Linked DNA regions of Homo sapiens: all the other regions are linked to region 2. A link is a loop called in an ENCODE intact Hi-C map of the cell type or tissue named here. Cell type or tissue: CD4-positive, alpha-beta T cell. All regions are shown on one strand.

Region 1 (2,500 bases), 66 kb after region 2:
CTGCGAGTCAGTGCTCCCAAGGGGAAAGAAAGCGAACAGTAATGGATTTCTGCGCTCATTGCAATAATTGGGGTTTTTTGGCTGCTCTTATCAGAAGGGGCTATCGACCGATATTGCTGCCATGGCATTCATGTGTCACCACCACGCACAATACCCTTATCACTTCTATCAGTGATTGACTTTACTGTATTTATTAGTCACAGAAGCCTCCTGGGAGGAAATATTCTCAACTGCACTGGTGTGGAAAAAATAATCTCTTCTTGTAAGGTGCTTGCTTCAGGACTGAATAAAATCCTGTAGACTTTCCACATCCTAGTTCTGAGAATACTGTAATACATATGGAATACAGTTATTCCTGAGTACCCATGGGGCTTGGTACCAGGACGCCTGAGGATACCAAGTCTCTCATATGAAATGGCATCATATTTGCATGTAACCTATGCAAATCCTCCTGTGTACTTTAAATCTCTATTATGATATCTAATACAATGTAAATGCTATGTAAATAGTTGTTTATTGTTTTTTAACTTGTATTTTTTTATTGTTGTATCACCTTTTGTTTTATTCTTTTAAAATATCTTGGTCTATGATTGGTTGAATCCACAGATGCAGAACCCATGGATACAAGGGCTGACTGTATATGCATAATATATAGAAAGCATAATATATACAGAAATGAATGCTCAACAGATTATTTTTATAGGTGATGTTTACCTCCCAACCTAAATAATTTTCTAAAACTGAGTTGAAGATTTTCAGAATTCTCAGAGATTTATTTGTGTATTGAAAAAGGAGCTCTCTCTCTATACATTTAAAAAAAAATTTTTTTTTTAGGCAGAATCTTACTCTGTCGCCCAGGCTGGAGTGCAGTGGCATGATCTCAGCTAACTGCAACCTCTGCCTCCTGGGTTCAAGCGATTCTCCCGCCTCAGCCTCCTGAGTAGCTGGGACTACAGGCAAGTGCCACCACACCCGGCTAATTTTTATATTTTTAGTAGAGATGGGATTTCAGTATGTTGGCCAGGCTAGTCTCGAACTCCTGACCTCAAGTGATCTGCCTGCGTCGGCCTCCCAAACTGCTGGGATTACAGGCATGAGCCACTGCAGCCGGCCGCAAAAACTTAAGTTATATGAAATATTTAAATTATCTTGATAATACTTAAAGCCTTCCTGTGAGATGGAATATAGAGCCAAGCTGTATATTCTCAAGCTCTAACTTCCAGGATTCCTAATTGTTTTCTACAAACCATAGTATTGCAGACACTATTTAATATACCATATGTTCTCATGAGCATTTGAGAACATATATATATTTGCAGAATTAATAACTTTTCCTTAATTGTGTGGGCTTGAAGAAGTAGTAGAAATATAGGCCACCATAGAGTGCAGACCAGAATAGGAAGCCTTGCAGAAGATTATCTTGCCATTTCTCTCCAGGGTAGCTGAATTTTCCACTGTGGTTTGACTTCTGTGGTTTCAGAGCTAATGTGTGCACTGAGAGTGTGTACTGTTATGTAACAGCAACCATACTGTGGATGTGCTTGTCTGTCAGTGCCCACTCATACTTGGATAAAGTAAAACCCTGGTTAATGAGCTGACTCAGAGACGGGTGCTCTCATTAATTGAATTTTCTTCTTAAATGAAATATTTGGAAACTTTATTATTGAATACATATTTAAAATGCAAGCACATTCATTAGTACACTTCATAATTATTCTTTAATGATTTAACTTTTTAATGACTTAAGACCTTTTATTAATCAGGGTCATCATCCTAAATATCAGTTATTGTTTAATACTTCAGCTGTTGCCATAGGAGAGAAGAGAAAGTCCTGCATGAAGCCTCCCAAGGCTGCTGTTTCCCAGCTGTTAACTTGTTTGTGACCTTTGGGTTACCCTTAGTCCATAGAGAATGGGGGAACCAGGAGTGGGAAAGAGCCTGGGTGCTGAATTACTGTGTGGAGCAGATTCTCCTCCTCAGAAAAGCTGATTAGATGATTGGGTTTTTATGTGTGTAAGAAGGTTCTAGTGTGCTTAGTCACTGAGATTTTAACTTACACCTCAATTAGCATATATTTTCCATTTTCTAAGAATCATAAAATATCAGGCTAAATGTGTGCCAGGAGATTCTCAGCAAAGAGAGAAGACATCAAGAAAACTAAGTGGAAATTGGAACTAAAAATTCAATAAATGGAATAGATTCTCACTGGATGGATTTGTTGATAAAAAGAGCCAAACTCTGTAAAATATTTGAAGAGGTTTATTCTGAGCCAGATGTGAGGGACCATGACCCATGACATAGCCGCAGGAGATCCTGAGAACATGTGCCCAGGGTGGTTGGGTTACAGCTTGATTTGGTACATTTTAGGGAGACAGAAATTACAGGCAAAGACATAAATCAATACATATAAGGTTTACATTGGTTCAGCCCAGAAAGGAGGGACATCTCAAAGTGGAGTGGGAGGCTTCCAGGTCATAGGTAGATTCAAAGATTTCCTGAT
Region 2 (2,500 bases):
ACAAGAATAGGGGGAGTTTCCATGCCTTGTCCTGGGTACCTCCTTGCAGCTGCAGGCATTTCCCCCACCCCACCATGCAAGCTTCTAGCTAACCTTAGTGTGTCCCTGTCCAAAAAAGGGGAAAGGAATGTGCTCATTAAAGCCTACTGTTTTTACTGGGACCCATTTATGTAAGTTTGGTGACTACCCAAGAAACTCTCCCTCTGTGCCGGAGATGCTTATCTACATTATACAGTCCAATCTTCCAGGCTGCTCTTTGTTAAAAGAGAAGTGATTTATTTGGACTGCCTGTGGTTAGAATGGAAGTAATTTCTGAGCTGTTTTTTGTCAGAAGAAAAGCTTTTGTCAGGGACTCTTTCACCCTATCTACCTACCTAAATTATTTCTATCTCCTGTATTGCCTCTACCCATCTTAGTTCTCTGGCTGAGGTCCTGTAAATTAGACTGGCCAAAGACAGGTTTGTAGCCACAGACAAAACCCCTCAGACACCGAGTTGTAGAAGGAAGGGCTTTATTCAGCTGGGAGCATCAGCAGACTCACGTCTCCAAAAACCGAGCTCCCCAAGTGAGCAATTCCTTTCCCTCTTAAGGGCTTACAACTCTAAGGGGGTCCACATGAGAGTGTCATGATCGATTGAGCAAGCAGTGGGTATGTGATTGGGGGCTGCATGCACTGGTAATTACAATGGAACAGAACAGGACAGGGATTTTCACCGTGTTTTTCTTTTTCTATAAAATGTCTGTAATCTATAGGTAACATAACCGATTAGGTCAGGGGTTGATCATTAACTAGCATGTCCTGCCTTTAGGCAAAGAAAGGGAAGGCAGAGTTTTTCTTTTATTTGTTTCTTCTCAATCGTCTTCAGCTCAAAATAATCCTTATGCCAAAGAAGCATATGTTAGGGTGGCATATTCTGGTGTAACATCTTTGTCTCAGCAGGCAGTGAAAAATAATTTAAAAAGCCACCTTCTCTGCCTGCTGCACACTGCCCCTTGGTGGCCATCATTTTAACTGTCTTTGGTAAAGGTAGCTTTTCTTTTTTTTGCTTTGAGACGGAGTTTCGCTCTTACTGCCCAGGCTGGAGTGCAATGGCACATCTCGGCTCACTGCAACTTCCACCTCCCCAGTTCAAGCGATTCTCCTGCCTCAGCTTCCCGAGTAGCTGCAATTACAGGCGCCTGCCACCACACCCAGCTAATTTTTGTATTTTTAGCAGACGGGGGTGTTTCACCATGTTGGCCAGGGTGGTCTTGAACTCCCGACCTCAGATGATCCACCCGCCTAGGCCTCCCAAAGTGCTGGGATTACAGGTGTGAGCCACCATGCCCAGCCCAGAATGACCTTTGCTATCTCTTGCCTTCTGCATCTCTTCATTCAATCATTTTCTCTTAGTTTAATTCTAGTCAATTAAATTAAATTCTATAAATATTGAGAGAAAGCAAAATATCATGAAAAGAACATGAGCTGAAAACCAAATAGACTTGGGTGGTTCATCTCAGCTGCTAGCTGTGTGTCTGTGGGCATACTACCTAGCTTATTGGAACACTGTCTCATCTGTAAAATGGAGTTGTTTAAAAATAACTCAACATGCTCAGATCATGGAGAAAATGAAATTAGGTTGTATATTCAAAACAACTAATAATAGTTAATATTTTTATTATGTTATGATTGGGATTTTGAATACAATCTACTATCTAGCTATACATATTCACATCTACGGAGATTTTTATCCTAATTTACAAACAGAAAACTGAGGCAGAGAGACATTAGCTAACTTCCTGTGGTTAACATAACTAGTAAGTGGATTTGAACCCATGTAATGTGGCTGTAAAGTCCATGCTTTTAACCACTACACACAACCTGGTAAATCCTTGTTGAAATAAGAAAGCAATTTCAGTAAGTTGTACTGTACCAAAAGAAATGTGGAATTCATCTCTTTTCCCAACATGCTACTATCTTTTGAACATTTAAAAAAACTAATAGGCCATTGAGAACCTTATTTATTCACCACTACCTAAACTATCCTGATCTTTATGGGAACAGAATAGATGACTTCAATGAGAAGGCATTAATATTACTGAGTGCAGACTGAAAGACTATCTCGATGATTAACGACACATTTTCATTTTTTTTTTTTTTTTTTGAGATGGAGTCTCATTCTTGTTGCCCAGGCTGCAGTGCGGTGGCGTGATCTTGGCTCACTGCAACCTCCGTCTCCCAGGTTTCAAGTGATTCTCCTGCCTCAGCCTCCTGAGTAGTTGGGATTATAGGCACGCGCCACCACTCCCAGCTATTTTTTTGTATTTTTAGTAAAGATGGGGTTTCACCATGATGGTCAGGCTGGTCTGGAACTCCTGACATCGTGATCCACCCACCTCAGCCTCCCAAAGTGCTGGGATTACAGGCATGAGCCACCATGCCTGGCCTTCAATTTTTAACATTTAAGAAAAAGTGACATTCCAAGAATATGCAAGTGGAAAGCCAGAAAGCATTTCCCCT
Region 3 (2,500 bases), 55 kb before region 2:
CTTTGCTTTCTTGTTCTTTTCAGGTATCATATTTCATGGTAAAAATTAAGACACTCTTAAAGGAAAGTGTTTTCTATGACTTTATGCAACAAATGTGTCAACATGGACTGCAAATACATGGTTCCCAGTCCCCGCCTTCCCCACCCCTTAGCACACACACAAACTGCTCCAGGCAGGTACCCTTTCCAGTTCCTGACTCCTTCGGAGCATGGGAGCGCTGGGGCCACCACCGAGTGGAGCTGGCACACACATCACCACCCGTTTGCCACACCTGCTTTAAAAGACAGCAATTGAAATCGGATTCCAGGCTTATCCTGGTAAACTGCATTTGGACAAATCTTTAAACACAGTCATGCGCCACATTACGACATTCAGTCAGTGAAGGCCTGCATGTACGAGGGCGGTCCCATATGACCACATTTCTACTGTGCCTTTTCTATGTTGAGATATGTTTAGATACACAAATCCTTACCATTGTGTTACATACAGGTGCCTACAGTACTCAGTAGAGTCACACACTGTACAGGTTTGTAGCCTCGAAGCAACAGGCTATACCACAAAGCATATGTGTGTCGTGGGCTGTATCAGCTAAGTAAGTGCACTCCAAGATGTTCACATGACAATTTTATACCCCATCACCAAGCAATACATAACCGTATGGTAAGTCCCTACAGCTTTCAATCACCTCCTAAAGCACTTCTACACAGAATCCTACCAAACTACCATATATAGAATTCACTTATTAAAGTATAAAGGTACACTGTAAAATTCTGAATCATTGCAGAAGAATATCCTAGTTCCCCATCAAGCCTTGGTAGAAAATTCTAGATCACGATCACAGAGTGGACACAAAGACTTAGACATCCTCTGTGGGCAATAACTTATTGTCAGACTGTCTTGGCCACAGAGTTCCTGGAACAAGGACCGAGATGCCGGACCAGGGTCCTTTCAGCCCCATCATGGCCCGAACCCACAGGACCTCGCCTACCCTAGCTGTTGGTGTTGTATGAATAACAGGTTTCAGACTTTGCAGTTAAAAAAAAAAAATGTAAACTAGCTTATTAATTTTTTAATATTTATCCTAAGTTTCGATGATCCTATTTTTGATATATTGAGTTTAATAAAATATTTTTGAAATTAATTTAACCTGTTTCTTTTTGCTCCTTTTAATGATGCTACTAGAAAATTTAAAATGACATCTGTGGCTCGTGTTACACGTCTATTGGGTAGCATGCTCCTGACTTGGGTGATCAAGGGAATACGGCAAAGAGAGAAAGATGTGGGGAAATGCAGCACCTAACCCAGCATCATGCTTTCTGCTGAGTTGAGATGAGCTTGGCACGCATCCCAGGTCTTTATCTGTGGGTACTCTAGCACGTGCCATCAGCTCATCTGTGTCTATGGGAACCCTGACAACTTTGCTTCAAGATGATTTGTGGTTTTTCAGGTTTGCTGCCTTCATATTATGAAGTGAAGAAAAACAAGCTACAATTTTTTATTCTATTTTATTTTTTTGACACAGAGTCTTGCTCTGTGGCCCAGGCTGGACTGCAGTGGTGCGATCTCGACTCACTGCAACCTCCGCCTCCTGGTTTCAAGAGATTCTCCTGCCTCAGCCTCCTGAGTAGCTAGGATTACGTGCACCACCATGCCCAGCTAATTTTTGTATTTTTAGTAGAGACGGGGGTTTCACCATGTTGGCCAGGCTGTTCATGAACTCCTGACCTCATGATCCACCCGCCTTGGCCTCCCAAAGTGTTGGGATTACAGGCGTGAACCACTGTGCCCAGCCTGTTCCAGTTTATGATAATTTGAAAAGCCAACCTATGAGAAAAAGATAATTTGTGATACCAGTTTACAAGGAAAAATGAGGGGTCTTAAATTTTGACTTCTTAATTTAATTTTTAGATTAAAATGAAGGCACTAAGAATTATAGATTTCCCTTGGAGAAACTAAGAATATAATTTTCCTATAATTGTTCTTTATAGGTTTTAGCAAACATACTCTCAGTAGTGCTTTGCCCTGGCAGGCCCTCAGTGAACATTTACTGAATGAATGAATGAATGAATGAATGGAGGACGCACCATTCCCATCTACAGCAATGGCAGGGCAGCACTGGGCTCTGCTGAATCCCCACAGGAACTCCAGGACTTAGAGTTTTGCATGTGTCGTGTGTGTGTGTGTGTGTGTGTGTCTCAGTCTGTCTAGTGTCGCTATACAGGAATACCTGAGGCTGGGTAATTTATTTAAAAAAAGAGGTTTTTTTGGCTCAGGGGTCTGCAGGCTGTCCGAGAAGCATGGAACCAGATTCTGCTTCTGGCAAGGGCCTCAGGAAACTTCCGCTCATGGCAGAAGGCAAAGGGGAGCTGGTGTGTACAGAGATCACATGGCCAGAGAGGAAGCCAGGGGTTGGGGGCGGTGCCAGGCTCCTGTTAACAACCAGCTCTCTGGGGAACTGAGTGGGAACTCGCTCACCCCTGCAAGGGGGCATTAACCTACT

What was found. Hi-C counts contacts between places; a loop is a spot of excess contacts. Peaks named below come from ENCODE experiments on the same cell type or tissue, not always from the same donor. Only the 100,000 strongest peaks of a DNase experiment are listed, where the experiment ranks them.
Region 1: a loop joins it to region 2, with 2.4 times the contacts of the local background. A loop is called at or near these places in 11 of 110 quality-filtered maps.
Region 3: a loop joins it to region 2, with 2.8 times the contacts of the local background. A loop is called at or near these places in 6 of 110 quality-filtered maps.

Annotation. Positions count from the first base shown.
Region 1 is chr6:167,055,069-167,057,568 of GRCh38, forward strand. No RefSeq gene overlaps it. Among named protein-coding and RNA genes, the nearest start is that of CEP43, 57 kb to the left of the region's middle. In CD4-positive, alpha-beta T cell, no CTCF peak of the experiment used is centred here; a DNase peak (open chromatin) is centred at 1,493; H3K27ac peaks cover 280 bases.
Region 2 is chr6:166,988,841-166,991,340 of GRCh38, forward strand. No RefSeq gene overlaps it. Among named protein-coding and RNA genes, the nearest start is that of MIR3939, 7.8 kb to the right of the region's middle. In CD4-positive, alpha-beta T cell, CTCF peaks have their summits at 1,038 (motif pointing left) and 1,358; a DNase peak (open chromatin) is centred at 1,021.
Region 3 is chr6:166,934,181-166,936,680 of GRCh38, forward strand. The region is part of intron 6 of RNASET2 (ribonuclease T2); the gene reads right to left. Among named protein-coding and RNA genes, the nearest start is that of RNASET2, 21 kb to the right of the region's middle. In CD4-positive, alpha-beta T cell, no CTCF peak of the experiment used is centred here; DNase peaks (open chromatin) are centred at 1,351 and 2,415.